Regions from separate parts of the Homo sapiens genome. Here region 2 is linked to region 1. The links are chromatin loops, found by intact Hi-C in ENCODE. Cell type or tissue: ovary. All regions are shown on one strand. Each heading gives the region's core, and the rest is flanking DNA. Links, peaks and the distances in the headings are about the cores only.

Evidence for each region. Peaks named below come from ENCODE experiments on the same cell type or tissue, not always from the same donor. Only the 100,000 strongest peaks of a DNase experiment are listed, where the experiment ranks them.
Region 2: a loop joins it to region 1, with 3 times the contacts of the local background. A loop is called at or near these places in 3 of 110 quality-filtered maps.

The regions. Positions count from the first base shown.
Region 1 is chr9:37,776,948-37,793,613 of GRCh38, forward strand. It overlaps EXOSC3 (exosome component 3), which reads right to left and starts at 8,117. Exons shown (of 4, transcript NM_016042.4): 1 at 7,774-8,117; 2 at 6,967-7,116; 3 at 5,039-5,190; 4 at 2,767-3,933. The coding sequence starts at 8,097. The coding sequence ends at 3,732. LOC105376037 (a long non-coding RNA gene) reads right to left here. Exons shown (of 3, transcript XR_929599.3): 3 at 12,099-14,295. TRMT10B (tRNA methyltransferase 10B) reads left to right here. Exons shown (of 9, transcript NM_144964.4): 9 at 654-2,025. The coding sequence ends at 760. RefSeq lists enhancers at 7,800-7,859, 7,857-8,372, 7,870-8,009. In ovary, for the core only: no CTCF peak of the experiment used is centred there; DNase peaks (open chromatin) are centred at 7,839 and 8,144; H3K4me3 peaks cover 1,648 bases; H3K27ac peaks cover 1,120 bases.
Region 2 is chr9:37,848,753-37,865,418 of GRCh38, forward strand. DCAF10 (DDB1 and CUL4 associated factor 10) reads left to right here. Exons shown (of 7, transcript NM_024345.5): 4 at 6,028-6,230; 5 at 8,489-8,599; 6 at 11,296-11,441; 7 at 12,388-16,666. The coding sequence ends at 12,756. Among named protein-coding and RNA genes, the nearest start is that of SLC25A51, 47 kb to the right of the region's middle. In ovary, for the core only: no CTCF peak of the experiment used is centred there; no DNase peak of the experiment used is centred there.

The sequences.
Region 1 (16,666 bases), core at 4,660-12,659:
CTTTGGGAGGCTGAGGTGGGCAGATCACCTGAGGTCGGGAGGTCGAGACCAGCCTGACCAACATGGAGAAACACCGTCTCTACTAAAAATACAAAAATTAGCAGGGCATAGTGGCAGGCGCCTGTAATCCCAGCTAATCTGGAGGCTGAGGCAAGAGAATTGCTTGAATCTGGGAGGTGCAGGTTGCGGTGAGCTGAGATCGTGCCATTGCACTCCAGCCTGAGCAACAAGAGTGCAACTCCGCCTCAAAAAAAAAAAAAAAAAAAAAAAAAAAAAAAAAAAAAATTGTCCCCTTCATCTAGAATGCCCAGCTTTTAACCTCTCACCACTGAATTCCTGTTTGATCTTCAGGGTTCAGTTCAGGAGCATCTTGGCCCTTCCCCATCCCAGGCCACAGCAGAGCCCTTCTGTTTCCCATTTTACTGTGTTCCTTTCTGTTGCACCCTATCCATTCATAGGCCTGTATCTTTCAGGGTAGGCTGAGGTCCTTGAGAGCAAGCAGAGCCTGTGTCCTTGCCTCTCCCCGCAAGACCTTAGTACCACATATGGTGCAGAATAGGTTTGTTGAACGAAATATTACAGAACATCCTTTTCATTTACTCGTTCTTTTTTTCCCTCTGTGGTCACTGTGTTTTCTGTTTACTCTCTAACAGTGTTTGATATCCTGTCCACTTACTTAGAGACTCACAACTGGCCTGAAGCATTGAAGAAAGGAGTTTCTTCAGGAAAAGGCTATATTCTTCGGAACTCAGTGGAATGATGGGCCTAAGATTGCAGCTGCGTGGCCAGGTGCTCACGCCGTAATGCCAACACTTTGGTAGACCGAAGTGGGCAGATCACCTGAGGTCAGGAGTTCACGACCAGCCTGGCCAACATGGTGAAACCCTTCTCTACTGAAAATACAAAAATTAGCCAGGTGTGGTGGCGCATACCTGTAGTCCCAGCTACTTGGGAGGCTGAGGCAGGAGAATCACTTGAACTCGGGAGGCGAAGGTTGCAGTGAGCCGAGATTTCACCAGTGCACTCCAGCCTGGGTGACAGAGCAAGACTCCATCTCAAAAAAAAAATAAATAAAAAAAAATGCAGCTGCAGGAGTGAGGCGCTTGGAGGTACCTTGACCCAAAGAGCAGGGCAGAGGGTGGCAGTGGCACATAGGCAAGTGTCTTTGCATGACATCTTCTCAGAGCTTCACAATAATGTCAGGGACCACATTTAATGCTTTTTAATCTCCCATAGTGCCTGGCTCACAGGAAGTGCTCAGATATGTTAAGTAATAAAAAGTTAATGTGGTGGGTGCAGTGGCTCACGCCTGTAATCCCAGCACTTTGGGAGGCTGAGGTGAGTGGATTACAAGGTCAGGAGTTCCAGACCAGCCTGGCTAATATGGTGAAACCTCGTCTCTACTAAAAATACAAAAATTAGCTGGGCATGGTGGTGCGTGCCTGTAGTCTCAGCTACTCAGGAGGCTGAGGCAGGAGAATCGCCTGAACCCGGGCGGCGGAGGTTGTAGTGAGCCAAGATCCAGCCTGGGCGACAGAGCCAGACTCTTGTCTCGAGGGGAAAAAAAAAAAAAATTATGTAACAAGGAATTAGCCTCAAAACCACATGGCTTTGGACGTGCTAATTCAACTTTTGTACATCTATTTGTGAGAGACCTCTTGAAATTGTTTAAATGGTTACATCAAGAGTTTAATATTCACTAAACTGGCATCATAAAATTGTATGACTTTCTCCAGCCTTGTCTGATCATGCTCGTTGTTGCCCAGCTCAGTAATAAGCTTTGCAGGATCCAGCCTGTTCTGACCTATCCCTACTGAGTCCCCATAGCATTTTGTTCCCTCCTGTGGCTCTTACCTTGTTCTCCCTTGCAGAGTATGGGCATGGAGGGCTTCTCTTCCTAATCCTTCCTAATGGTAGGATCCTAACAGGACAAATCTGTGTACCTATCTTTCTATCCTCCCTGAGCCTGTACCAACTAGATTCTTCATATGTATTTGTAACAGATTAAATTGGAAAGCAAACACAGTATTGATTAAGTCTGTCTTGAAAATAGCTAGAAAGTGTTAGACACATGAACACGTTAGATAACCTACTTATTACACAAATCTCATGTTCCTTATGTCCCAGTTGGACATATTTGCTTCAGTTACTCTGACAGTTTGGGTTAACTTGCTAGTTAAGCAGCTAGCAAATTTGGGACATGTATTCAATATCTCAAAAGAACCAACAGATTACTTCTCTGCTGTGTCCCCTCCCCTTCACAATTTAATTCCTAAGGAACTGTTCACCTAATCAGTACTTTTCTATTTAAAAACTGGCTAGACAGTTCATAATAAAAGATATGGGACCAACCTAAGTACCCATCAACCAATGAATGGATAAAGTGTGGTATATATATCCCATGGAATATTAGCCATAAAAAATGTCTTTTGCAGCAACTTGGATAGTATTGGAAGCTATTATTCTTAGTGAAGTAACTCAGGAATGGAAAACCAAATACCAAATGTTCCCACTTTAAGTGGGAGCTAAGCTACAGGTAAGCACACAGAGTGGTATAACAGATACTGGAGACCCGGAACAGGGAAGGGGGAAGGATAAACTACATACTGGGTACAATATATAGTACTCAGGTGACTGGTACACCAAAATCTCAGACTTCACCACTATACAATTCATCCGTGTAATCCAAAACCACTTGTACCCCTAAAAGCTATTGAACTAAAAACCATCCAGTCCTTAGAAAACATTAGAAACACACGAAGCTCCTTGGTCTTTATCAACAAATAGAGTTCTATAATCTCTTTGATCCAAAAAGGACTTTCTATGGATAGGCTTCAGGGGATCTGTATCTCACATATTCTCAGAGGTCTAGAAACCAAGAATCACTGATGTGGATCACCTGGCAGTCTCTTTACCTCTAAAGGTTTTGGTTAATATACTAAATAGCATAGAAGAGTTTTCTATGCTTAGCTCCTAGGAAATGATTTTAGCAAAATAAGACTTGGCCAGATTTGGATTCAGAAATCCTCATAGTGTTATTTATATAATGATAAAACTCAAAAATATCCTGTAACATGAAATATGTGACTAAAGTTGTGAAATGTATCATGCTGTTTGAAGTAGACAAAAGTATATTACAAAGTGGCATATAAGCTATAATAACTATAATTTCAATTTGATGAATATAGAGAATGTAGGCCAAGTTAAATTCTGTGCCTCAGTTTCAATTATGAGGATAAGTGTCTTCTGCAGTTAGAATAAAGGAGTTAATCCATGCAAAACACAATACTTGGTAAATGAAAAAGTATTTCGTTGTTATATACTCACCCGCTGAATAATGGGACTACAGGTGACATTTCTTTGCTGCTTTATACTTAGGTATTCCACATTTCCTCTGGTGAACCTGGCTTACTGTTATAATCACAAAATTATTTTACTGCTGACCTCCAGTTAATTATGGAAGCTGTAGCAATTACTAAGGGAGTTAACTCCAAATAAACCCTAATACTGTTTTTTAGTAAACTTTATTGTACCGAACAAAAAAAATGATTTTGCAATGATTTTCTCTCCCACAAAAGCGTGGGTGAAAACCAGTAACTTATAAAAATACTTTCGGACTCTAATAATACATACATTCACACCTTATCTTCTGAGTATTTAAATGGGGGAGGTTCACCTGAAAAAACCCATAGTTTTTTGCCTCAACTGACCTGTAAAAAAGTCCACCTATATCAACTTTCTGCCAATCTGGAGAAGATCTGTTTTCTTTGATCTGACGTCATGTGTTCACAAGCTTCTAAAATGTTTGCCAAAATTAAAGTCTGCTGGATGGTTTTTGCCTTAACCCATATTCTTCCATTCATTCCAAATACTATCTCCAGTGGATAGAGTTTTCCCACTTCCTGTATGATTTCACAATCTGGAGCTAATAGCCTGGTGGGAAGAGAAAAGAAAATGAAATTTAATGAAGTGGCAAAGGTGTGTCCGGAGTCTCCTTTAGAATGTGATTCCTTTTCTGAGCAGTTCTCCATAGCTGTTCAACAAGAACAAGGCACGTGATGACATTTGCTGCCTCCTTTCTTCCAAGAAGGAACTTTACACTGTTCAAAGGTATACTAGAAATCACAGAGGTGGGCTATGCCTTACAAAGAAATCAAACTCCCTAGGTTACCAACTTTGTAAAAGTCATTCCCCTAGATGGTCAGAGCACTTTAATTCTAGACTGGGAATCATAACTTTTTTTATCTACAGTGTTAAGACACTTTAAACTTATTTTCCTGGCCATATTATTCTCTTGTGTTAAATTCAGTACTTGGAGAGGAACATTGGCTCTTTCAAACCATAAGGGTGGTGCTTGGTTAATAACATGCTTCTTGGTTAAAAACATGCTTCTCTGATGTCCAAACTTAATTCTCCAGATCTTTAGGATATGTAGTAAGGAGAGGCATACAAGATAGCTCTCAACTTCACTGGCTCTAGGAGTAAAGCCCCTGAATATGGCACAGCTTTGGGTGGGTAAAGTTCTAAACACCAAAAAGAGAATCTGCCTCAGCATGAACCTCAGTATGCCTCAGTATGACCAAGTGTCAGAAGCCTTCTGTGAATGTCTACATAACCTTGAACATCACAATCTAAGCTGCGTGTGACCCCCATAATTAGAAAAAATTGATAATTTTATACAACTGCAGACTGCATCTGTATTCAAGTGACTCAGAACAGGGGAAAGGCCAGTTTTCACATTTGGGCTAAGTCAAATAAGCAACAGGCCTGGGAAGGAAGATATGAATACAGAGTAAGAGCTTAAGGCATGAAGTATCAGCCCACCAGAAACTACACAGCCAAACACATCTGAATTTGATATGTTTCCAAGAAGATAGGATTAAATTCATGAGTTTCCAAATGTGTTAAAATGGATACTGATTTCTAACTCTGAGGAGAAATTCAAACGTTACAAAGAATCTGAATCCTGAAGATTAACCAACTTTCCAAGAATGTATAATTATAAAAAGCAGTCAAGCCAGCAGACATCAGGACTTACTTTCTAATTAAGCCCAGAGTCACTTTAAAAAGCAGACCATCCTGTCCAATGACACCCATTCCATTGGCTCGTCCACAGCTGTCAATACAGACCATCTCTGGTTCCATGTCTTTATTAGCAACCACAAACTGGCCATAGATGAGATCTCCAACCTACAATGATATTAAAAACCAGTTCATTTCCTCTCAGCAAACTACAGGTGCTACTATTGGTTCTTTCTCACAGGCATCAATGCCAGCCACCTACAGTTCTGTGGCTAAGGGACTGACTGCACTATAGGATTCCCACAGTCACTTTGGAGTTGAGTCTTGGGGAAAAAAAGGAACACATGTATCATTCCCTTTCACCAATCAGGAAATCACAGACGAGGAGCCATCTCAAGGCCAGAGAACACTAGGATTGCACTGTCCAATATGGTAGATAGCCAATTGTTTAAACTTACATTTAAATTAAAATTAGGTATTTAAAATTAATTTCCTGAGTTGCATTAGCCACATTTCAAGTGCTCAACAGCTAGTGGCTACCATACTAATCAGTGCAGATACAAAACAGCATCACTGTAGAAAGTTATATTAGGTCGCACTACCCTAGAGAATTACAGATTTACAGAGAAAGGAAGGAACTCCGGCATGCAAATTATTCAAAGCAAAATCAAACAATAATTCACTGACACTTCTCCCTGCAGGATTTACTTAAAAACCTCATAGAGCTAAACTTCAAAGGGACGAAACTGAGGAAATGGAGAGTGAACTCATTCTGTTCACTCAACAAAACGTATTAAGTACCTACTGTTTGTTGGTGACTATGTAAACTAGAAAGGAACAAAACATTCTCTGCTTTTCAGAAGCATTTGGTCTTGGAGGGCAGTGGGGAGGTACATATAAACAAACCTCAGTCAAGGCTCAATCCAGTAAGTGCTAGAGCAAAGATACGAGAAAAGTGGCAACTAGAGATGGCTTTACAGAGGTGGTCATGTTTAGCCTACGTCTCAAAGAATGAGAATGTGTTCCATAGGGTGCGAAGGGATAGTGCAATCAAGACAGTGGGAACAGCATGTGCAAATAAGGGCAGGAAATTGAGTTTAATGGCGTTTGGTGTGATTTGAGTATGGCTGTATGAAGGATATAATTAGGGATGAGGAAAGACACCTGGAGTGTAATGCCAAGGAATTCTGTAGATTTTGGAGAATCTTGTCTTTTCGAGAAAGTGACCGTGTGAGGATGTCAGCTCTCAAAATCCTGGATGGTGAGGTAAAAGCGTGGAGGCAGGGATTAATGAAGAAGTGACTGAGACCAGTCAAGAGGGAGCTGAAGCCTGAACTTGTGGAGATAAAGGGACGGACATGCCAAAGATCAGAGACAGAATCAAATAGGATCAAAATAGGATTAAGCAACTAAATTTGCATGAGAAGTGAATGAGAAGAGGTGAAGAAATCACTAAATTTCAGGCTGGATAGACAAGAAGAGTGTGGCTATGCTACCTGAAAAGCTCAAATTGAAAACCCAAGGTAACAATATTACTCCTCTATCAGCTCCTAGGACCTACAGCCAGGATGGATGGATAGCTGATAATGTCAATTTGCACCACCTGTCCCTCCTCTAAGCCTACAGCAGACATCCTTGTCCAGAGGATATGGACATAACAAATAATGGCGATGATAGATACAACCTTTCAACTCAGTAGAAATGAAACATCCCAAGAACAAATGTAGCCAATGTAAAATAAATTGTAAATGTAAAAAATAATAATAATAATTATGTGGCTCTGATCCTGGAGCATCTGAAGAAACTCTTGGAGCCTGGGGCAATTATATACAAGCTCAGAGATCTAGGTCATGCTTTGGAGACAATTCAGATAGCCTTCTGGATATGTGAGTGTTCTAGGGAATGGATGTTTGTTTCTTTGAAACCAAAGGCTCCCGTAATTACCTGCACATTTGGTCTGTTTCTTTTAGTTGCACCTTCAAATGACAAGTAAGACAAAGAAGCTGGCTCACTCCCTCCAACATCAACTTTGAATATATCTCCAGATTTAGCTGTCACTATGCCAATCACATGGTCTCCTTTTACTGGAACATACTACAAAAAGAAACAGAATGAAAAAACAGCCATAAATGACAAGATACCATTGGAAGATACCTTCAGCAAGTCCTTTGTGGTTACTTTATTGTCATTAAAGAGAAATCTGATCAAATGCCACTTTCGGTAAAAGAAAATCACTTCATAAAGTGCCGGGTGTGCAGCTTCTGGTAGTCTGTTAATTGAGTCCAAACTCCATTATCTCTTAGGCACCCCAACCAGTAAGTCTCTAGCTTTGTGGCATAAGTCCAGTGGCAAAGGAATCCTTACAACCAAGGAAGCCCATTCCATAGACAATTTTTTCTATATGAAATTCTTACCTGTTCTAGGAGAAATTAACTCCCTATGACATCCACTCATTGAGCCTAGTCCTGCCCTCTGAGACTCCAAACGGCAGGCCTGCTGTGGGGTTTTGAAGACTATAATCATGACTCACGGTCTCCAAACGTTTTTCTCTCCTGGTCGCCCTTCTCAGGCTATGTTCCTATTGTTCACGGTCCCTCTAAAGGACATGCAGAAGTGGGCACAAGACTACGGTGGCTCTAGGTTTGCCTGAACAAAAGAGGGCCTCAGGGTCCCTCTCTTCTTTTGGGAGGTCTTCTCAAAGCAGGGCTACCACTCTCACTGCCGCACCACCCCTCCGGAGTCCCAGCTCACCCGCTTCTGCTGAGAGTCCACCCAGTAAACACCGCCGCCGCTGCCACTGCCGGGCTCCTTGTGACGGAGGCGGCCGCACTTGGTGACCAGCAGGCGGTCCCCACAGCGCCGAAGGCCCGGACCGCATACAACGCGCACCCGCGAGCACGCTCTAGCATTCAGGCTCAACGGTCGCTCCACTGCACCCCCAGGGCCTTCCGCGTCCTCCTGTTCCGGCAGGAGCAGCTCCTCACCCGGGAGCACCACCTGACCTAGTACTGTGCGTGCAGCGCGCGCCCTGCTGCCCGCGAGAGATTCAGCCGCGACAGACGCAGGTTCGGCCATCGCGGGCTCCACCAAACACCGTTTCCGGTACCCGCCTTCCGCTTCCGCTCCGCTTCCAACACCCGCCCTTGAGGACTTTCCGTTTCCGGCAGTAGCGGTCCGTTGGATTCGGACCAGTTTATGAAGCTTGATGGCCGTCAGCTCACGGGTCCCTGTCCAAGGTGGCAGTGATTGTGGCCGGCCACCTATCTGACAGCCTGGCCGCGGGTCGGTATGAAAACCGCGCAGCTTGGTCCATCGAAAAGCCTCCACTTCCAGTGTCTCGGGTCGCGTGTTTTGTGACCGGTCGCATCGTGGGGATACGAGATACTTCCACTTAAGAGTTTCTTGGGATCTCTGGAAGCTGAGCAGAGGGGCTTTGAAAATTGGACGCTGGGGCCGGGCGCGGTGGCTCACGCCTGTAATCCCAGAAGTTTGGGAGGCCGAGGCGGGTGGATCATTTGAGGTCAGGAGTTCAAGACCAGCCTGGCCACCATGGTGAAACCCTGTCTCTACTAAAAATACAAAAATTAGCCGGGCGTGGTGGCACGCACGTGTAATCCCAGCTACTCGGAAGGCTGAGACAGGAGAATCACTTGAACCTAGGAGGCGGAGGTTACAGTGAGCCTAGATGGTGCCACTGCACTCCAGTCTGGAGGACAGAGTGAGACCCTGTCAAAAAAAAAAAAAAAAGGGAAATTGGACGCTAGGTGGGTTCATGGGACCTTCTTTCCGACTCCGCCCTCAGAAGAGTGGCTGACCTTTTAACAGGAAAAGTAGTTTTTTTCAAAATAAATAAAACCTTCTTGGTTGTTAGAGATCTAGTCACATTTAGAAAACACAGAGAAAAATAAAAGAAGAAAATAAACGATGTTTTAATCTTGCCCGTTTTTCTCCCTTGCTACACTGTAGTTCTGATTCTTTAGAGCCCAAGGTGTGGCATGAAATAGGTAATACCTGATGAATGAACGAATGTATTCCTTTGGTGTGTATTTCTCCCTAGACTTTTTCCCCCTGCAAATATACATATTTCACATGCTTCCGATAGCCCTACATGGCCTGGAATATCAGTAACTCAAATTTCCCTGGAGCACACTTAGTTGCGCACGTGAGAAGCAGTTGAATTCCAAACCCAAAGAGATTCCAATCATCTATCTGACTTTGGGGGTTCTATTTTAAATCACCGTTTTCTCTGTCAACTCGAACCTTCAATTAGTGCTTGATCAGATTCTCCAGCAGTGGTAGAATTCCTAGGGTCTGGGAGGCCGTGACTGACCGATTGCCTTTAGCGGCCCTCCCTTTCTACTGCTCATCTCTTTGAGGCACCTGCTTCCAACGTAATTTTTAGATTTTTTTTTTTAGACGGAGTCTCGCTCTGTCGCCCAGGCTGGACTACAGTGGCACCATCTCGGCTCACTGCAACCTCCGCCTCCCAGGTTCAAGCAATTCTCCTGCCTCAGGCTCCCGAGTAGCTAGGATTACAGGAGTGCACCACCGCACCTGGCTAATTTTTGTATTTTTAGTAGAGACAGCGTTTCACCATGCTGGCCAGGCTGGTCTTGAACGCCTGACCTCAAGCGATAGGCCCACTTTGGCCTCCCAAAGTACTGGGATTACAGGCATGAGCCACCAAGCCCGGCCGAATTTTTAGATTTTTTAGGATGATTAAGACAGATCATCTCTAACACACCCTCCAAATTTGGCAAGCCATTTTCCCCTGGGTATAAAAAAAGGTCAACAAATAAAAGGAGCTCCCACCTCCAGGTTAGTTTCCCTGGCAAGAGTGGGAGCTCCTGTGGCAGGGACAGCGTAAATTGTGCTCTCTTCCCCACTCCAGAAGTATTCGGTGACCACGCCTGCCTCAATCTTGGCAGGCCCAAGGCCATGGCTCAAGGGCGCTCAAGGACCTCACATTCCGGCCAGGCAAACAGGCAGGTCGGTAAATGTTCTCTGGACCGTCTTTGATACACCCCATGTCGGTAGTGAAGTCTCTGGAGGAAACTCGGCCCAGATCTAGCGGCTGAGTCCTATGAGGCCCACTACCCTGTGGAGGCCGCACGTGGCGAGCGGTGTAGCTCTCTCGCGGGTCAAGGCAGATGAAACAGGGAGGCCGGGACCCGAAGGCGGTGGCTGGGCGGGGCTCCACTCCTGAACACCTACCACCCTGACACGCCCAGAGCGGGTGGGGCACGCGGGACCGCAGCCTGCCCACCAGACCGCGCGCAACCGAGGAGGTGTTTCGCCACCTGGCGGTCTTGCGCCCTGTCGAGAGTGAGCACCCGGTCCTAGGCGGCGGGAGCCCTAGGCCGCGAACGAGTGTCTCGAACCCGGCTTCAAGCCGTCGAGGGCGCGCGGGTCGGTTCTAGCGTCCCATGGGTCGCGGTTCGCGTTTTCGGGCAGCGCGTGCCTCCTCTCCTGGTTATAAAAGTGGGAAAAGTGCAACGACTGGGGAATGCAGAGGAGGCCAGAGCCCGGTGCAGGCGGCGTGCGCGCTTTGCCCTCTGCGGGTGCGTGTGTTTCCTTGCCAATCGCGAGGTGGATTACGCCCGTTCTCTTCAGAGGCTTACTGGTTTCGAGCCGAAGCAGTCGAGACTGCTCACCTTTCCAGTGCCTCTGGCCTACGTCTCCCCATTCGGAGTGTAACCAGGCCCCTTGAGATTTAAGTAGTCTGGCATTTTTAGTAACTGAAGTATTGAAAATTCCGTTTGGTGTTTTTTTTTTTTCTGTTTTGTTTTGTTTTTTGTTTTTGAGGCAAAGTCTCGCTCTGCCGCCCAGACTGGAGTGCAGTGGTACGATGTCGGCTCACTGCAACCTCCACCTCCTAAATTCAAGCGATTCTCTTGCCTCAGCCTCCCAAGTAGCTGGGATTACAGGCATGCACCACCATGACTGGCTAACTTTTGTATTTTTAGTAGAGAGGGGGTTTCGCCATGTTGGCCAGGCTGGTCTCAAACTCCTAACCTCAAATGATCCGCCTGCCTCGGCCTCCCAAAGTGCTGGGATTCCGGACGTTAGCCACCGCGCCCGGCCGTAGTGAAAATTCTGATCAGGCCCTTGCCTGCATGCACATAGTAAGCGCTCCCGTTTTGCCCAATATCTCTTGTTCCCACAATATAATTATAAACTGCTGTTGTCCTGTTTCTTTGTCTAGCAGGAGAGATAACTTCAGGGTCATGAAAATATTTTGCAGAAGGAATGAATGCCATTAAGGACTTTTTGACCAGCTGCTGACACCCATAAGTCTGGTTGCTCAAAGTTTTATCTGAGACTGTAGAGGCACAGACTTTTCCCCTCTGTTCCCGGAAACCCTCCCTCACACCCTACCCCATAAAAACGCCTGCTGTCATCTCTTTGTTAAGTAACATTTGAGAGATCTTGCTCTTCCGCCTTCTTGCTTTGGCCCAATTGAACAAACCTTTCTCTATCTCCAAGCACCTGTGTCTTAGCGTTTGGCTTCAGCTCTGCATCAGGTACATGAGACTGAATTTGGGGTTACACAACATTAGTATGACATATGGGGAAATTGCCAAATTGACCTTTGGAAAGGTTGGACCAGAGTGTAGCTTTCTGGACTCCTCCCAGAACTTCCTCTTCATAACTAATCTTTGCTAGTTTAGAAGTTAGAAACGTGGCATCTCACGGTTGCTTTTCTTTACCGACTGGTGAGGTTGGGCATTTGTTCCTTTTAACCAACACTAGTTGAGCATTTGCTTTCAGCCAGGAATTGAGCTGGGGAGGCGGCTGAGTCCTGGTCCCTGCCCTTGGGGGAGTTCACTCTCTCCACATGAAGATAGCAAGTGTTAAGGTGGATGCAACAACCTGAATAGAGTGTCAGCCCTGAGGGTACAGAGGATGAAATAGTTGTCTCTACATGGAAGGAAGGCAGGGGTTAGGATAGGTGTTACAAAGGAAGTAATAATTTGAGTGAATCTTTAATATTTTTTACTTTACTAGTTTCTAAAATTATAAATGAACTACATGCTAATTTACATACTGAAATTAACCATAAAAGCCCATGAAAGTATTGTTAACATCTTTATTCAAATACAGGATTTAATCTAAAAACATAAATGCCCACAGTTATCACTGCACAAATGACAGACTACTTGCTACAGATATTTTTACACAAGGATCATAACTTCTCAAACAGGATTTATTGTAAAAAGTAAAAGAACACTTTTTTTTTTTTTTTGAGACGGAGTCTTGGTCTGTTGCCCACGCTGGAGTGCAGTGACTTGATCTTGGCTCACTGCAACCTCCGCCTCCCAGGTTCAAGCGATTCTCCTGCCTCAGCCCCGCAAGTAGTTGGGACTACAGGCACACATCACCACTCCCGGCTAATTTTTGTATTTTTAGTAGAGACGGGGTTTCGCCACATTGGCCAGGCTGGTCTCGAACTCCTGACCTCAGGTAATCCGCCCATCTCGGCCTCCCAAAGTACTGGGATTACAGGCGTGAGCCGCCACACCTGGCCCAGAACACGCTTTTTTCTTACCAACTACTGTTTTAAATGTATTAGCAATTCCATAAAATATAGTTTCCTCACCATCATTTCCCAAATCTGAACTACATTCTGTTGGCTAGATTCTTATGTGGAATAACATTCAAGTTTGGTCTTAGTGTATCACAATACAGGATTGATTTTAAATACTCAAAATTACATGGTTTTCTGGTTTCCAACAGCTTTGCCATTTATCTGCATTTCTTGAATAAGGAAACATCTTTCTAGTTCATGTTTATTTTCATTTTGTAGTGTGTGTGTGTGCCTGTGTCATGGCACCCTTTGTTAGAGAAGAGCCCCAACCTCCTAGAGAATAGCAAGAAATAACAAGACTCCAACGGAGACGACTAAGCAAGAAAGCAGGTTCACCAGCCACAACTCCATTGGTACCAATGTAGATGAGATTTGGTGGATCAGATGAAGAAATTTATTATTCAACACAGCATACAGTAGGAGTACCAGCAAGGTAGCACTGGTTGGCCTGTCCTCAAGTCCTATGGAGTAAATGCAATGGGCCCGGACAGTGGTTGCACATGCAGTGGTTTGCACCATGACTGAGGGATCCAGGGCTAAGGGCCTAGCATCTTTTGTAGCAAGTGGCAAACCAACCAGCCTCCTTCCCTGAGGGAGTGAGCTGTTGTATGGTAGTTATGCTGTGGTCATCTTAACCTAGTTAAATGCCGATGTGACTAGCTAGAAATGGTTCAGTATTAGGGGAAAGTTAGGCCTTGTGTTTGGCATACTTCGCAAGCACATGCAGAGATGCTCAAGGCCACAGCAAACTGCCTGTCCCAATAGAAGTCAAGGCCTGTCATCATCTGACTCTACCTTATCTCTGCAGTGTCATCTCATGCAATTTTTTTTAGTGATCTAAGTTTTTTATCATTCTGGACTATTCACCAAGGCCACTTTAGCTGTTGTATTCTTCTAGCTACTGATTCTCTCCTCTTATCTCCTGCCACACAGCAAGATTCCTGAACACAGACAATAACTGCTCAATAAATGTAAGGATGAAAGGGCCTGAAATTGTGACAACTACATAAGAAAACTGTGTGTCATGATGCTATTAAGGGACTGTATTCATTGAATTCCTTCTATATACAAGGTCCAGGCATAGATGGATCCATGGAAAAGCTTAAGATATCTTCATCAGTCAAGGTCTAATCAGAAGACAAACCATGCTCATTTGAATAAAGACAGTTTAATATATGAGGAATTATTAGCTATAACAGGGTATTAGAATAATGAAGCACTGGCTAATAAGAACTAGAGAGCTTTAAAGAGTATAGCAATAGCAGATATAAGGAACAGCTGCTACTCTAATGCTGTGATAGAGTTCCCAAAGAGGAGCCTCTCGCCTCCAGCCAGGGCAGATTGAGACCCTTTTGAAGAGAGTGTGGCTGTGGCTCATTAAATGGCAAGAAGTCACTGGGAATCTTCCAGTGGAACTTCCTATAAATCCACCCTCTAGAATTTTCTGGCACTTTTACGTTGCTGAGGAAACGTATTCATGGGGAGGGGTCTCCTGGAAGCCTCTGCTATAAAACTGCCCAATAGGGTGCTAAGGAACACTGCTGGCTGCTGAGTGTTTCTGGCCACCAATCAAAGCAGGAACAGATGCTGGAGAAGCTGCTGTGCTGCAGAAGTGTGCCAGTGAGCACAACTGGACCAGGAAGCAAAACCCATTCCTCCTGAAACGCCTCTTCAGGGCCTTCTACCTATAAAGCATATCATCACGAAAGAGAACAAAGGAAAAAAAATTTAAGGCTCAGATCCATTTTCTCAGAGCAGTCAGTGAAGGATGAATTTGGACCTGAGAGACAATACATTGATAACTGGCACAAGGTCTCATGAGGTGGTGTATTAGTCCATTTTCATGCTGTTGATAAAGACATACCCAAGACTGGGAAGAAAAAGAGGTTTAATGGACTTACAGTTCCACATGGCAGGGGAGGCCTCACAATCATGGCGGAAGGCAAGGAGGAGCAAGTCATGGATGGTAGCAGGCAAATAGAGAGCTTGTGCAGGGAAACTCCCATTTTTAAAACCATCCAATCTTGTGAGACTTATTCACTATTCTGAGAACAGCACAGGAAAGATCTACCCCATAATTCAATCACCTCCCACCAGGTTCCTCCCATGACACATGGGAATTGTGGGAGTTACAATTCAAGATGAGATTTGTGTGGGGACACAGCCAAACCATATCAGGTGGTAATATCAAACTCATCAGTAATAGCAATAAGGTAGAGTCTGCCCATTCCCAGATGGCTTCACTGGTGAACTATACCAAACATTTAAATAAGAATCAATACCAGTTATCACAAACTCTTACAAAAAACAGAAGAGGAGGGAACACATCCCAATTCATTTGATGAGGCTAGTATTACCCTGATATCAAAACTAAAGACATCACAGGAAAAGGAAACTATCCTTTTCCTTTATGAATCAATATCCTTTATGAATACAGACACAGAAATCTTCAACAAAACACTAGCAAACTGAATCCAGCAACATATAGAAAGGACTGTATACTGTGACCAAGTGGAATTAATCCCAAGTATGCAAGGTCTTTTAACATCTGAAATCAATTAATGTATTATGCCATCTCAATAGATGCAGAAAAAGCGTTCGAGAATGTCTAACACCCTGTCGTGATTTAAAAACAAAAACAAAACCAAACCTCAATAAATAAGATTAGAAAAGAACCTCCTCCATTTGATAAAAGGCATCTATGAAAAACCCACAGATAACACTTAATAGTGAAAGACTGAAAGCTTTGCACTTAAGATCGGGAATAAGACAAGGAAGTCTGCTCTTGCCATTTCCATTCAACATTATACTGGGGGTTCTGTCCAGGGTAATTTGGTAAGTAAAAGCAATAAAAGATATCTAGATAGGAAAGGAAAAATTAAAACCATCTATATTTGCACGTGATGTGATCTGGTATATAGAAAATCCTAAGGCACCCACCCACCCACACAAACACACACACACACACAAAACCATTAGAACTAACACTAACAAGTTCAGCAAGTTTATAGGATATACAAAAATTAATTATATTTCTGTACCCTTGAAATGAACAACCCAAAAATAAAACTTCAAAAATAATTCCACTATATAGCATCAAAGAAAAGAAAATATTTGGGAATTAATTCAACAAAAGAAATGTCAAACTTTTTTTTTTTTTTTTTAATTTGTAGAGATGGGAGTCTCACTATGTTGCTCAGCCTGATTTTGAACTTCTGGGCTCAAGCAATCCTCACATTCAGCCTCCCAAAGTGTTGGGATTGCAGGCATGAGCCATTGTGCCCGGTCAGAAATGTCAAACTTAAACTCTGAAAACTACAAAATATTATTAAAGGAAATTAACAAAGATCTAAATAATTGAAAAGGCACCCCATCCCATTTTCATGGTTCAGATGATTTAATATTATTAATAGGAGGTCATGGGAGGATGACTGCTTGAGCCCAGGAGTTCCTGACCACCCTAGGCAACAAAGTGAGACCATATCTCCACAAATAACAATAATTTAAAAAAAAATTGCTAAGATAACACTATTCCCAAAATTGAAATACAGATTCAATCCAATTTTTCTCAAAATCCCAACTGCCTTCATTGCAAAAAATGACAAATTGCTCCTAAAGTTTGTATGGAAATTCAAGAGACTCAGAATAGCCAAAATAATCTTGAAGAAGAACAAAGTTCTTCTTTTGTGAGAACAAAATAACTTATATTTCTGATTGCAAAACTTACTACAAGGCTACAGTAATCAAGACAATGTTGTATAGGTATAAGGATAGATATAGATTAATGGAATAGAATTAAGATACAGAAATAAAACTTCATCTTCAGCTAAAAGTTGAGAGATGGGAAAAAATATTTTTTTAAAACCCTTTATGCTTACAATCAGCTGATTTTTTACACAGGTGCCAAGACAATTCAATGGGGAAAGAATAATGTTTTCAATACATGGTGTAAGCACAACTGGATATACACATGCAAAAGAATGAAGTTGGATCCCTATCTTAAACTATATAAAAACATTAAATGATTGAAAGGCCTAAATCTCAGAACTAAAATTA
Region 2 (16,666 bases), core at 3,050-11,049, 70 kb after region 1:
ACCTGAGGTCAGGAGTTTGAGACCAGCCTGGCCAACATGGTGAAATCCCGTCTCTACTAAAAATGCAAAAATTAGCAGGGCGTGGTGGTGGGCACCTGTAATCCCAGCTACTCAGGAGGCTGAGGCAGGAGAATTGCTTGAGTCCAGGAGGTGGAGGTTCCAGTGAGTCAAGATCACGCCACTGCTCTCCAGCCTGGGCGACACAGCGAGACTCTGTCTCAAAAAAAAAAAAAAAAAAACTTAATTTACACCTAAAATGAGTGAGTTTTATGGCATGTAAGTTATACCTCAATGAAACTCCTGAATCATTAATTAACTAGAGATAGAAGGAAATTTATCAAAAGTATATACTAAAAAATTATAGCACATTTTAAAATGGTGAACCTTAAGAAGATTTCTCCTTAAAATCTGGAAGGAGAGCTTGCTCACTGTTACCACTACTGTTCATCAGTGTCATGGGGTGGGTGAAGCGGGGGAGGGTACTAGTTGGTGCAATAAAAGAAGGAAGAAAACAATTATATATGGATTGGAAAGAAGAAAACACTATTATTCACAGATGATATATCAGGCGTTGGCAAACTATTTCTGTAAAGGACCAGGTAGTACATATTTTAGGCTTTGTGTACTACATGGTCTCTGAGCTGTCATAGATGATACATAAATGAATAGATGTGGCTGTGTTTATACAAACTTTCTTTATAGAACCAGGCAGTGGTCAGGCACCGTGGCTCATGCCTATAATCCCATCACTTTGGGAGGCCAAGGTGGGAGGACTGTGTGAGCCCAGGAGTTTGAGACAAACCTGGGCAACATAGTGAGACCTCATCTCTAAAAAAATTTTAAAACATGGCCAGGCACGGTGGCTCATACCTGTAATCCCAGCACTTTGGGAGGTTGAGGTGGGCAGATCATGAGGTCAGGAGTTCGAGACCAGCCTGACCAATATAGTGAAACCCCGTGTCTACTAAAAATACAAAAAAATTAGCCAGGTGTGGCAGGTGCCTGTAATCCCAGCTACTCAGGAGGCTGAGGAAGGAGAATCGCTTGAACCTGGGAGGCGGAGGTTGCAGTGAGCCGAGATCGCACCACTGCATTCCAGCCTGGGCAACAGTGCAAGACTCCATCTCAACAACAACAACAACAAAAAATTTAAAACATTAGCCAGGTGTGGCCGTGTGTGCCTGTAGTCCCAGGTACTCAAGAGGGCGAGACAGGAGGACCCCTTGAGCCCAGGAGTTCAAGGTTTCAGTGAGCCATGATTGCACCACTGCACTCTAGGCTGGGCAAGAGATTGACACCCTGTCTTTAAAACATAAAATAGATAAAAGTGGGCCAAATTTGGCCCATAGGCCAAAGTTTTCTACTCCCTGTTCTATATAGAAAATCTTACAAATTCCTCAGAGAAATTATCAGAATTAGTAAGATTTAACAAAGGTCATTAGATATAAATTATGGAAGACAGTAGGGAGGTTCCTCAAAAACTTAAAAATAGAACTACCATATAAATCCAACAATCCTTCTACTAGGTATATATCCAAAGGAAATTAAATCACTATGTCAAAAAGATATCTGCACTCTCATGTTCATTGCAGCACTATTCACAGTAGCCACGATATGGAGTTAACCTAAACGTCCATCAATGAATGAATGGATTAAAAATGTTGTAATATACACAGCAAAATACTATTCAGCCTTAAGAAAGAAGGAAATTTTGTCATTTGCGACAATACGAATGAGCCTGGAGGACATTATATTAAACAAAATAAGCCAGGCTCAGAAAGACAAATATCACTTACATGTAGAATCTAAAAAAGTCAAAAACTCATAGAAGCAGATAGTAGAATGGTGGTTACCAGGGACTGGGGACAGGTGGGTGGAGTACAGTTGGGGGAAACTTTGGTCAAAAAATACAACATTTCAGTTAGGAGGAATAAAAGTTCAAGAGATTTATAAGGTACAACATGATGACCACTGTTAATGACAATTTACTGTTGTTATTATATATAATTGAAATTTGTTAAAAGTAGATTTTAAGTTTTATCATCATAAATGCTAAGTATGTGAGGATATATTTTATATATATATATATATATATATATATATATATATATATATATATATATATATATAAATTAGCTTGATTTAGCCATTCCACAATATATACATATTTCAAATATCATGTACACCATTAAAAAAACTCATTTTTTTAGGCCTGGTGCGGTAGCTCATGCCTCTAATTCCAGCACTTTGGGAGGCCAAGGCGGGTGGATCATTTGAGATCAGGAGTTCGAGACCAGCCTGGCCAACATGGTGAAACCTTGTCTGTACTGAAAATACAAAGAGTAGCCGGGTGTGGTGCCACACACCTGTAATCCCAGCTACTTGGGAGGCTAAGGCAGGAGAATTGCTTGAACCTGGGAGGAGGAGGCTGCAGTGAACCGAGATTGTGCCACTGCACTCCAGCTTGAGCGACAGAGTGGAATATAGTGGCACAATCATAGTTTACTACCACCCTGTCCTCCTGGGCTCAAGCCATCCTCCTACCTCAGCCTCTCAAGTACCTGGGACCACAGGTGTGACACTCTGCCTGGCTACTTTTGCATTTTTTCATAGAGACAGTGTCTCATTATGTTGCCCGTGTTGGTCTCTAACTTCTGGCTCAAGTGATCGTCCCACCTCGGCCTCCCAAAGTGCTGGGATTACAGGCATGAGCCACTGCACCTAGCCAATAAGCAAATTTTAAAATAAAGGGCATAAACTGCCTGGGCACAGTGGCTCACACCTGTAATCCCAGCACTTTGGGAGGCCGAGGCGGGTGGATCACTTGAGGTCAGGAGTTTGAGACCAGCCTGGTCAACATGGTAAAACCCCATCTTTACTAAAAATACAAAAATTAGCTGGGCGTGATGGCAGGCGCTTGTAATCCCGGTTACTCGGGAGGCTGAGGCAGGAGAATCGCTTGAACCTGGGAGGCAGAGGTTGCAGTGAGCCAAGATCATGCCACTGCATTGGGCGACAGAGTAAGACTCTGTCTCAAAATAAATAAATAAATAAATAAATATATATGAAAATAGATATTGAAAAGTTACCCAGAATATAATATGAAAAAGATACTGAAATGAAAAGATAGAAAATATAAAGAAGCAAGTTATAAGAAAAGGAGAGTCAAACATGAATGTTTCATACATATATTTGGAGCTCTAAAAGAATAGGGAAAATCAGTGAGAGGCAATATTGGAATAATGACTGAGAAACTTTCAGAATATATGAATAATACGAATCTTAAGACTTGGAAAGTCAAATGAATCCCAGTAAAGATAAATAAAAAGAGATCCAAATTTACATATACCAGTGAAATTGCAGTACTCTAAAGACAGAGAGAAGATTCACCAGAGGGGGGAAAAAAGATAAATTACGCAAAGTAATAGTCAGACTAATAGCAGACTCACAAATAGTAACAATGGAAAATAGAACTCTGTGGAAAATTATCCTAAATATTCAGAAGGAAACAACGACCTAAAATTATATGCTAAGCTAAACCTTTATTCAATAAGATGAGTTGAGCTGGGCATAGTGGCTCATACTTATAATCTCAGCACTTTGAGAGGCTGAAGTGGGAGGATCACTTGAGACCAGGAGTTCCAAGACTAGCCTGGGCAACACAGCAAGACCCCATCTCTACAGAAAATTTAAAAATTAGCCAGGAGTGGTGGTGCACACCTGTAGTTCCAGCTACTCGGAAGGCTGAAGTGGGAAGATTCCTTGAGCCTGGGAATTTGAGGTTATAGTGAGCTATGATTATGCCACTGCACCCCAGCCTGGGCAACAGAGGGAGACCCAGTCTCTTAAAAGAGTGAAATAAAGATTTTCAGAACAGGCTGGGCATGGTGGCTCACGCCTATAATCCCAGCACTTTTGTAGGCCAAGGCGGTGGATCACCAGAGGTCAGGATTTTGAGACCAGCCTGGCCAACATGGTGAAACCCCGTCTCTACTAAAAATGTGAAAAATTAGCTGGATGTGGTGGCAGGTGCCTGTAATCCCAGCTACTTGGGAGATGTATATTGTACAACATGATGACCACTGTTAATGACAATTTACTGTTGTTATTATATATAATTGAAATTTGTTAAAAGTAGATTTTAAGTGTTATCATCATAAATGTTAAGTATGTGAGGTTATATATATATATATATATATATATATATATATATAAATTAGCTTGATTTAGCTATTCCACAATATATACATATTTGAAACATCATGTACACCATTAAAAAATTTTATTTTTTTTAAAGGCTGAGGCAGGAGAATCGCTTAAACCCAGGAGGCGGAGTTCACAGTAAGCCAAGATCGCGCCATTGCACTCTAGCCTGGGCAACAAGAGTGAAACTCCGTCTCAAAAAAAAAAAAAAAAGATTTTCAGAACAATAAAAAGCGAGAGCATTTACCTCAACAAAGTCTAACTTTAAAAAATTCTGGCCGGGCATGGTGGTTCATGCCTGTAATCCCAGGCATGGGTGTGGTGGTGCGTGCCTGTAATCCCAGCTACTTGGGAGGCTGAGGCAGGAGAATCGCTTGAACCCGAGAGGCAGAGGTTGCAGCGAGCTGAGACAGTACCATTGCACTCCAGCCTGGGCGACAAGAGCAAAACTCCATCTCAAAAAAAAAAAAAAAAAAATTCTGAGGGATATACTTCAGAAAGAAAGGATCAAAAAAGGAATTTTGGAGATGAACGAAGGAATGATGAGCAAAAAGATTGTTAAGCATGTATGTAAATCTCAATATACATTGACTGTAAATTCTATTTTTTTTAACAGCTGGAAGTTTTACAACTTTTTCTTCTGGTACTCATTTTCATTATATTTTCTCATAGAATTATATCCTGTTATATGCTCAGGCTGGTGTGCAGTGGCGCAATCATGGCTCACTGCACCGTCCACATCCCAGGCTCAAACCATCCTCGCACCTCAGTCTCCAGCTAACTTTTTATTTTTTGTAGAGACAGGGTCTTGCTATGTTGCCCTGGTTGGTCTTGAAATCCTGGGCTCCATCTGTCCTCACGCCTCAGCCTCCCAAAGTGTTGGGATTACAGGTGTGAGCCACCACCCCTAGCCTACTGATCATTCTTATTGGCATCAAAAATATGCACGTAAACTGACATTAATTTTAAAAATTGTTTTCTGTGACCACAGGGCTATTAGTGTTACATTTCTTCTGGATTTAATGATCATTACAATATTATTAGTCCACAATTGATTAAAACAACATGTATTATTTTAAATAATAATTATTAACATAAAAAGTAAAATTTATTGGAAAGACATCTCATTTTTGAAGTTTCAATTTTTTTTTTTTTGAATAGAGACAGGGTCTGTCTGTCTGTCACCCAGGCTGGAGTGCAGTCGTGTGATCATAGCTCACTGCAGCCTCAAACTCCCAGGCTCGCGTGATCCTCCCACCTCAGCCTCCTGAGTAGTTGGAACTATGAGTGCACACCACCACACTCAGCTAATTTATTTTAATTTTTTAAATTTTTGTAGAGATGGGGTCACCATCTTGCCCAGGATGGTCTTGAACTCCTAGGCTCAAGCAATCCTCCTGCCTTGGTCTCTCAAAGTGCTGGGGTTACAGGCATGAGCCACCATGCCTGGCCTCAAATATTTTTTAATTGACACATTGTAACTGCACATATTTACAGGGTACAATTTGATGTCTTGACACATATATGTTGTATAATGAGCAAATCAGTATTAGCATGCACTTATCATTCCTTTGTGGTAAGGACATGTAACAGTCGCTCTTCTAGCTATTTTATAATATACTGTATCTTACTATTAACCGTCATCACCCTACTGTGCAATATTAATACCCTAGAACTTATTCCTCCTAATTGTAATTTTGAGCCCATTGACCAAGCTCTTCTCATCCTCCCTACATTTTATTTTGAAGGGCAAAAAATATGATTATTACTGAACCGTTATATTTATGATAACTCTAGATTTTGTTGGCTTGGTTTCTCCTGTAGGTATACAGAAGATGGGTGTCCACATAAGAAATTCTTTCACACACGTTTTCTCATGCGAATGAGGTTAACACCAGATTGTTCCAAAATGTTGATTTCAACGTCCTCTGGATATCTCTTAATTTTGCATGACCTTGACTTAACTAAGTCTTTAGAAGTAGGCAGCTATCCCATTTTAAGAGCAAGAAGAACTACTTCAAGTTCAGGTAAGCTTTTCTTTTTTGGTCAAAAAGATTTTTCTCGAGAATCTCAAACATAGAGATGGTATAGGTTTCTTTTCTGAAAATGATAGCAGGAAAAGGGAAGACAGTTTTTTAAAAGGCATTCTTTAGAAAGCTCATTGATGGGTTTTTATCTAAGCAAGTATAATGATTTGTATGTATCTCTGACATATCATTCATATGTACCTCTGAATCACAAATGGACTAGGAGGAATAACTGCTGACCCTAAAGTATTTTCTTTTAGCTTTATGCTAGCCACAGGATCTTTTCATCAGTAATTTTGAATCATCACTATCTCAAAAATTAGTGATGGCACAAGGTCTTAAGTCCTTCTGGAATCAAGCAGAGCTTTTATTAAATTATGGTCAATATAGAGTTTTAGTTTTATCTGTATCCTAGACTTACAGATGTCCAGACACAGGTAGCTGGTGCCATCTTATCTCATTACTCTCTAAACGCTCTTTTGCTAAAACTCTGTCTCTTCTCCCATTGCTGATTTTGTTAGACTTAAGAGAATTTAGGGTTCAGAAAAATGTACGTATTGTATTTTATCAACATTATGTGATTTAAAAAAGACTATATTTCATCTACCTTTGGGAAAGAGGGGACTGGTGTGGGGACATACCCATCATTTACATTATAAACAAAAATCCAGGGGAAAAAAGACTTAAGCATTTGGAACATAGAATGCTAATAAATTGCTATTAAAAGGCAGCTTTGAATGGTTGGGGCCAGGTGCGGGGGCTCACACCTGTAATCCCATCACTTTGGGAGGCCAAGGTGGGAGGATCGCTTGAGCCCAGGAGTTGAACTCAAGGGTAGCCTGGGCAACATAGGAAGACCTCATCTCTACAAATAACTTAAAAATTTAGCCAGGTGCAGTGGCTCACGTTTGTAATCCTAGCACTTTGAGAGACTGAGGTGAGCAGATCGCTTGAGCCCAGGAGTTTGTGACCAGCCTGGGCAACATGGTGAAACCCTGTCTCTACGAAAAACACAAAAATTAGCCAGATATGCTAGCATGCATCTGTAGTCCCATCTACTCAGGAAGCTGGGGCAGGAGGATCACCTGAGCCTGGCAGGTTGAGGCAGCAGTGAGCCATGATTGTGCCCCACTGCCCTCCACCCTGGGCAACAGAGAAAGACCCTGTGTCCAAAAAAAAGGAAATGAAAAAAAAGGTTGGAATCTTTCTCCTTGTGCACAGGACCACTTCTGAAAATTCCTTTGGGAAAGTACAGACATCATTGTACTGCAGTGCCTGGCATAACTGTCAAAAGTAGAAATTTAAGTTTTACCAACTTACTTGCAAACAAGGGATTTCATAAATATACGAGTATAATCCTTTGAGATTCAAATTTGCCTTTTAAGTTAAACATGATAAGCAACTCTAACTTAGTGAGAAATAGTGATTTTGAATGTCTAGTTGGCCTATTTCAACTCAAAAACCAACAAGGTTTTCAGTTTTCTAATGGTAATTCTGATACTAAATAACATTACAGGAAATTAGACTAGTAAGAATTCTTAACATAGGTATGGGACCACTAGCAAAATGTGATGATGAAATAGACACTGCTATTTGGAGTAATATATCAGACTCCACTACCTGATACTCATTTTATTTTTTTCAATGTAAACTTTATGTCACATTTCACAGTATTCACATAAACTTGGCACAGTGGTGCATGCCTTTAGGCCCAGCTACTCAGGAGGCTGAGGCTGAGGCAGGAGGATCACTTGAACCCAGGAATTAGGAGTCCAGCCTGGGCAACATAGCAAGATCCTTGTCTCAAAAAAAAAGACTATTCACGTAATTTCAAGAATGATAATGGAAGTTTTTGGTATACTTTAAAGAAGAATCTCTTCATGTTTCTGGTAATGGGCCTGTTGTTTGGACCCTATTTTAACATAAAACAATAGGCTTAAGAGCTTAGTTTTCATTTTCATGGAATTTTTGGGTTCCATTTTAGTACAGAAATCATGAGGATCCAAAGACGCTCCTATGATTATTTGGTTTTTCATTTTTATTTCACATAGTCAAGTCTTTGATATAAAAGATTCAGAAAGGGACTAGATCTTAGAACACTTCAAAGAGCTGTCTTGCCTTCCTCAGTCTTATAGGCCAGTGATATATGAGCATTTTTTCAAAATTTTAAAACTATGGTTCGAGTAGATAATTAAAAAGTTAAGAGCCACTACCAGAGTTATGCTAGGTTTATTGTCAGAATTTTTTATATTTTTAAGATTTGACCACTTCATCAAGTTCATCTGGTCCTAGAGTTTCTGGCTCACCTTGTCATCATAGTGATTCTAATTCTTCTGAGAAACACATGTCACGAGCCTCTCAAAGAGAAGGTAGGTTAAAAGTTGGATTTTATAATCTTGTAACAACAGATTATGCCAATCTGATTAATTATTGATTGATTAAAACCAGTTTTATGGTTTTAATCCATAAAAATAAAAGCAATGGAGATGAGGTGATTTATCCCTCAGTCATCATCTTCAAAAAGCTAACCGAGAGTCCCTGGGGTTGAATATCTTGAGTTAAATCTTAATAGAACTTGAGCTTTGGTTTTATTAGCTGGACTTAGTTTGGTCTAGTTTGGAGAGGAAGTAGTTCAGAAATATAGATTTCAATCAAGATTGTTGTGAAAATTAAGTGAGATTATGCACGTGAAAGCTCTGTATAAATATAAGTCATGAATTTTCAGGTAATTGTGAAAGTCACCTGGTTACCCTCAGACTTTTTGCTCTGCCATTTCCTTGTCTGTGCAATGCCTGACAGCTTCCAAGGGTTTGTAGGATAAAGTGAGCTACCATCTGGCTCCTCTCTGTATTTCCCAGTTTTTTCCTAGCCATTCTGGCAGAACTAGTTGCTCTGCCCTATACCTTCCACCACACCCCCCCAGTTGAAATGGTTTCTGCCTATACAAATTCCACATACTGTTCCTCTTCATACTAACTGACGTCTAAGCTCTTATACCATTCATTGTTTATTCTTCTCTTTGTGAACTGAGTATTAAGAGCCAGAGATGGCTTGCTTTTTTTTTTGTCATTTTGGGTCACTTTTGGAGATAGACATTTCTCTACCTTGTTATTTTGGGCAGAGACTAAATCTTAGACTTCTAATTTGTGTTTTCACTGGGTGGCTTTGCCTAGTAGATGCTGGTTATCTTGCATGGCTACTTATGTCAGTAGAATGGTTTAAGAGCTCTTTCTAACCTATATGGCCTATCCACTTGCCTCTGGATATTGAAGTCTGTGATATTTCACTTTAAGGTTAAAGGCTCCTCCTCTTAAATTTAAAGATTTATGCCCAGAAGTATAACATTTTTCCTTTGATTTGTAACACAAACATCTTTTGCAGATTCTTCCTGTTCTCCTTCCACTTGTGCTATGGGAAACAAGTCAAGGCTTCTAATAATCATTGAGAAAAATCTTTATTGATTGACTACACCATCCACAAGAAAAAGAAACTTAATTTAAGAAGAATAGTTAACATGCTTGCTTGTTATTGACCAGTGGTAAACACACAAACACAAATATACAGCAGTTCTATGCCACAGAGAGTTAAGAATGAGGGAAGAGATGATATATGAGGAGGCTGGGAAGAAGAGGAAAATGAGAGGGTGAAAAGAGAGGGAAAACATGGGAGAAGGTGGGGCTTATAGGTGAAGTTGCTCTAAATGTTGGAAATCCTGGATCTTCAGATGTCAGAGTATGTTAACACTATCCTTTGGCAGATATAATAGCTGTATAGAGCAGAGGCTTTCAAATGCATTTCAGCATTAGAACTCTATTTTTGACATGAAATCTGCTGTGGATTCTTAGAGATGTAGCACAAATAAAATCAAAGTAGCTCTGGTTCAAGAAAAATTAGGGAGGCTCTTGACCCTCCAGCCTTCCCCACTCCATCTACACCTCAGCCCACACGTGGTTCCCCACTTTTGCCATCTCCTGAGGAACCCCAAAGGAGCACAGTTAGCAAACCACCTACTTAGAATGCATTTCTTGTCTGGTTTTGTTATAGGTTTTCCAAATTAATTCTTAAAATAAGAGTATATTTTTCTCTAAAATTGTTAAAGTTCAATCATATGTGAAATAGTTATTTCAGTATAGTTTTGTTATAGCAGTGTAATTTAGAGCTTCACAGGTTTCTGTTAATGATGTAGTAATCTGAAGGGAATCTTTAGAAAGAAGGTAACACATCTGCTTGACAAGCAATTCACAAAGGATCTGACAGAGGGAGCTCAATACCTTCAAAATAACTCCTTCCACAGTCAGAGAAGTGTTGAAATATTTCTCTTGCTATTAAATTTCTAAGTTGCTTCCTTACAGTGTCTATGAAAGTGGTTTTTCACGCACCTGAAGGATATAACATATTCCTATTATTAACAGTGCCTTACTCCAGCAGTCATTTTCATTGGGAGTTAGGTAGAAGGAAATGATGAGGCATAGTAGAGTCTATGATTGGCAATGTCTCCCATCCCTTGTTTTGACATGCCTTTATGTGAGGTGTCCTTTCTTACCTCCAACATTTTATTTTTTGTTTATAGTGTTGTTATTGCAGGTGCTTAAGTCCTGATCTTTTTATTTGCTTAAAAGGCAATCCTCATGGCTTCCAAGTATTTCCTTCTCTGGACCAGAAAGCACCAGGACCAATGAGAGGAGAATTGTTACCTTTTACCTTTCTAGAGTCCTTTCATGTCACATAACTTTGGTTCTTACTTAAATAAAGAGCTTTCTGAGATGTAAGATCCAAATAAAAGAACCCCTAGTCAGCTTCTATGCCTTAGCCTTAGGTCAGTGACAATTACTGCTGTGGGAACTTGGATCTTTTGTTCTATTTATACCCTTTCCCCACACCTTCACCCCGCCAAAACTCACACACCATACATTGGGGAGTACCACGCTCTTTAACATATGGTAGCATAAGGGGCAGACTAAGGAATGACGGCATGGGAGGTGGCTGCCAGAAATAAAAAGCTTTGATGAACTGCCTTAGTTTTTTGATAATACAAATCCCACATCCTCATTTTCTTATATCTCAGGAGTTTCACCACGAAATAGTCTTGAAGTCGTAACCCCTGAAGTTCTTGGTGAGAGTGACCACGGAAACTGCATCACGTCCTTACAGCTGCACCCAAAAGGCTGGGCCACTCTTCTTCGGTGCTCAAGCAACAGTGATGATGAGGAGGTACAGGCAGCAGCACTCCACCTTCAACAGGGCTCATTGGACAAATTGCCATTGCCGTGTGTGCAGAGCTTAGGCCGATCGCTGACTGCAGTCTCTGCCTTCAAGGGCATACTGCTAGAGATCCTGCTTCTCGACTCTCCTGTTTCTGTCCTCTCTTGCTTCATATGGTATCATTATCCCTTCCAAACTCTTCTTATTCCTCTCCTGCTGGGGTTGAGCAAGGTGGGAGGTACTTTAAAGGCCAGCATCAGCTCAGTTTTTGCCCAGCTTCTTAAATCTTGCCTCTTTCATCTCACCCTAAACAAACAAACAAACAAACAAACAAAAACCCCTTGTATAATAAACATAGGTCTGAAATGTTTCAGCTAAGCTGGCTAAATGTGAGATTTTACTAAGCCAATTGAGTATCATAATTTTCTTTTTTTAAAAACCAGGGGAAACTCTGGGAAAGGAAGGGACTATACTGATGACTAGGGGGAAAGGTGTTAAATGACTTTATGATTCTCATCACTCTGGAAAGCAAGAGTCTTCCAAGGATCTCACTGGTCCTAGAGGCCACAACTGAAAGGAGAGAAGAGAAGAGCCTTTGAATTGTGTAGGGGAAGAGGTAAGATACTCTAGGGCTTGGATGTACTCCAGGAATTTTTAAAATATCAACATTGTTGTTGCCCTTAGAAAAGAGAATGTATTACTGCAAAAGTCACAGGCAGCCTCAGGGAACAAAAGGCTTTAAAGCATCATAACACAGAATAACCTCAGCTTATGAAGATAAGAAAGTAGGGGGCCTACAAGTTTTGTTAGTTGGGAGGGGGATAGCATTATTCTGAGTGATTTCTTGTAAAAATTCTGTGGCTTTGGCAATCTGTTGAGCTTTTTAAAAATAAGGAATATCTGTAGCACTATTTGGGCTCTGTAACCTTGGTTTGTCTCCCTTCTCTCCCCCTAGTGTACTTGTGTCTATGAATTCCAAGAAGGAGCTCCAGTGCGACCTGTCTCACCTCGCTGTTCTCTACGACTGACTCATTACATTGAAGAAGCCAATGTAGGCAGGGGTTACATCAAAGAACTTTGCTTCAGCCCCGATGGACGAATGATTTCTTCCCCACATGGCTATGGGATTCGCTTGTTGGGATTTGACAAACAGTGCAGTGAACTTGTTGACTGCTTGCCCAAAGAAGCCAGTCCCCTGCGGGTGATCCGTTCTCTGTACTCTCATAATGATGTGGTACTGACAACAAAGTTCTCTCCAACACATTGTCAGATTGCCTCAGGGTGCCTTAGTGGACGGGTTTCTTTGTATCAGCCAAAGTTTTAGGCACAACTTACATCAAATAAGGAACTCTTCTGGTGTTTGACTTAGGAATTGCTTCAATTTAGATGAAGTATTTTCTTTTTAGAAGATCTTATAAGTTTGGGTCAAGATCCTGGTTCTTATGGGTCCATGAACACACTTGTGACCTTAGTACTTGGTCATCCAGCATCATACAGGCATCTCCAAGTTAGACTCTATGCAGCATCATCTTTTGCAGCATTCCTCTGCTCCTGCTGATCTGTGCCACTGAACTCCAGTTCTTCTGGTCATTTTGCATGGTAGCTCTTGTCACGTTCCTTCCTTCCTCACTCTCTATTTCTCTTTCCCTCTCCCTGTCCCTCTCTTTCTTTGTGTTTGTTGATTTTGGTGTCAATTTTGTGGACATTTGGCAGGAGTTTTGACTGGGGTAGGAGAAACCCATGACATTAGAATTGAATAAAACCTAGAAGTTGGATATTGGCATATTGGTTGTTGAAAAATAAATTTCATCCTCACTTATGAGTATACTTGGCCTTTTAAAGTTACTGTTATGTTTATCTATATTGAGCACAGATAATGGCATTATTCTTATAATTGTTAAGATAGTCTTGCAACAAAATGTCTTTTAAGTTTCCTGTTAAAATTATAAAAAGATTTTCATGGTGAGAGGGATTTTATTGTGAAATTCTAGAAAAAAATATTACCACCTCTCTTTGTAATTTACTTTACTTGTATGAATTTAACATCTCTAGCATGTATCCTTACTTGATATTTTGTTCCTATCAACAGCATTAGAAAGGAAAGGAGACAGAATGAGCTTTGGTTATTTCTATTGCACAGAAAAGGATTTTTAAAATTAGATTAGTATAATATCTGGCCATAGAGTGATAAGAACAATATGACTTAGATTTTCTGTATTTCATCTGCCAGATTATTTGAATCACACAGGATGATGTGTTAACAGTATTAGGGTGGAAGAGGAATCAAGAGTAAAGAGGTAGGGGTTTACTCATTTTTCTTCCCTGAGCCAGGTGTGACAAGCCAACTCTGTCACCATTCGTGAGGGGAGAGTTGCAGTCCTCTTCAAGCTGTTATCATAAGTACAGTAGTCAGCTACTTGGATATCAAGACTAAGTGCTGATATGAAGACTTGCCTTTGTGTTTTGTTATGAAACACGCAAGCATAAAGCAGGACTCAAGCACAAGGCTGACTGTTCTACTTTGAATAACAGCTTCCTTGCAGTCTCCTCCACATGGGTGGTACTGTGTTTAGAAGGGATTACCAAAGGCTGGAGCGATTTAAGCTATGCACTAGCCTTGCCCTCTTAGGTTGCATTCTCTTTAGGCCACTGGTTCTCAAACATTAGGGTGCACTGTAACCATTACAGAGCTTGTGAAAAGTGCAGAAACCTGAGCCTCACCTTATGAGATTCTGATTCAGCCAGGGGGAGGACAGGAATCTGTATTTTTCATAGCAACCTCAAGTAATCTTTATTCTGAGGGTCTCGGGATTGCAGGTTGAAAAACACAACCTTAATCAGCAGTAAATTCTTCTCTACTCGGCCAGGCGCAGTGGCTCATGCCTGTAATCCCAGCACTTTGGGAGGCCGAGGTGGGTGGATCACAAGGTCAGGAGTTCGAGACCAGCCTGACCAACATGGTGAAACGCCATCTCTACTAAAAATACAAAAATTAGCCGGGCGTGGTGGTGCTCACCTGTAATCCCAGCTACCCAGGAGGCTGAGGCAAGAGAATCACTTGAACCCGGGAGGCAGAGGGTGCAGTAAGCCGAGATTGCACCACTGCACTCCAGCCTAGGCGACAGAGCGAGACTCTGTCTCAAAAAAAAAAAAAAAAAAAAAAAATTCTTCTCTACCCATTTGGGCTTAAGACAATTCCCAGAAAGTGTTTTCATTATTTAAAAAATAATAATAGTAAATGAAAGCAATTTTAGAGGTGGAAAATACCTTAGAATGGAATCATTTGCATTATTTGACAAATGAGAGAAGTGACATGACTTGCCTAAGGTCATCCTGCAAAGTTAGTGGCAGAGTTAGGACTTGAATTCCAGTCTTCTAATTCCTTGGTCAGGGCAATTTCTACTGTGTTATGCTGTCTGTTAGAAATAATGACTTATGGACACTTTGTCTTTAAGTTGTATTATTGTAAATACCCTTAAACTGGCCAATAGATTTTAGAAAGGCAGGCATGGGAGTAGATGCTGAGAATTCTAGCCATAAGAAGAAAAGTATTTTAAATCTTACAGAAATGTTTAAACAACCCAAAATACATGAATAAAAATGACATTTCTTTGTAGGACCTGCCAACTAACTATTCACACACATTTATAGAGGTTATAAGGATCTTGGCTCTAGAACAAATTTTTGAAATTAGATCATTTTACCATGGATGTTAACAAAATTGGAAATTTTTTGTCACTGAGAAAATTATCACAAAGCACAGTAAATACATATACTTACCATACATTTTGTAAAAAACACATTTTTTAAAGAAAATAGGGATGGGTATGGTGGCTCACGTCTGTAATCCCAGCACTTTGGGAGGCCAAGGTGGGAGGTTCACTTGAGCCCAGGAGTTCCAGACCAGTCTGGGCAACATGGCGAAACCCCATCTCTACCAAAAATACAAAAATTAGATGGGCATGTTGGTACACGCCTGTAGTCCTAGCTACTCAGGAGGCTGAGGTGGGAGGATGGTTTGAGCCTGGGAGGCAGAGGCTGCAGTGAGCCAAGATTGCACTATTGCACTCCACCCTGGGCAATAGAGCCAGATCCTGTCTCAAAAAATAAAAATAGACTGGGCATGGTGGCTCATGCCTGTAATCCCAGCACTTTGGGAGGCTGAGGTGGGTGGATCACTTGAGGTCAGGAGTTTGAGAACAGCCTAGCCAACATGGTGAAACCCTGTCTCTACCAAAAATACAAAAATCATAGCCAAGCGTGGTGGCAGGTGCCTGTAATCCCAGCTACTCAGGAGGCTGAGGCAGGAGACTCGCATGAACCTGGGAGGCAGAGGTTGCAGTGAGCCGAGATCGCACCACTGTACTCTAGCCTGACCAGCAGAGCGAGACTCTGCCTCAAAAAAAAAAAAAAAAATAAAATAAAATAAAATTAGTTTTGGAGGTGAAAACACCCAAACTGTTATTATTTAAAAATACCTACCAAGTACTGTGGTCATATTGACATTCAAAAGAAGTTTCATAAATCGTATCAACTCTGGAAAGAGTTCATGTCAGATGCTAGACCAGCAAGTTACCCAACTCAAAATTCAGCCAATGATTCTTTACTATAGAGTACCTATCATGTGTCAAATAATATACAGACTTCACTACTAACCCTCACAAAAACTTGCAGGGTAGGTGGAATGAGCCCCAATTTAATTTGGAGGTAATAGTGGGTCAGAAAGATTAAATGACTTGCCTTAAGTCATAGAGTTAGCAGTGAGTGGCAGCACTGGGATTCAAACCCAGGTTTGTGTCTTGTCCAAAGCCTGTGCTTACTGCTTTACCATTGTGCTCTTTAGTTTGTAAAGTATGGTAAGCTGGCCTGTTATTTGTTTAGTATCTTCTGGATTTTTTTTTTTTAATTATAGAGCTAGCTTACCGTGTGTATCATGTAAAAAAAATTCATAAGATTAACAATTTCCATGAGAATATCATAAACTCAGGGCACACATTCTGGCCATTCCTGACTAAAAAACTTCAAGCAGAATAAGCAGCTATAAAATAGAAAAGAAAAATTAAGGATAAACGGCATTGTGAAAAAAAACCGAGCCACACAGATGAGAATTAAAAATTAACAGCCAGCAAACTCAAAAGAACCTTTGTCCTCCTTGAGATATGGTGATGATCAAAAAGTTAGCAAGGAATATTAATCAAGGAATTAAAGGGCATTAGGAATGCTATAGTATTGGA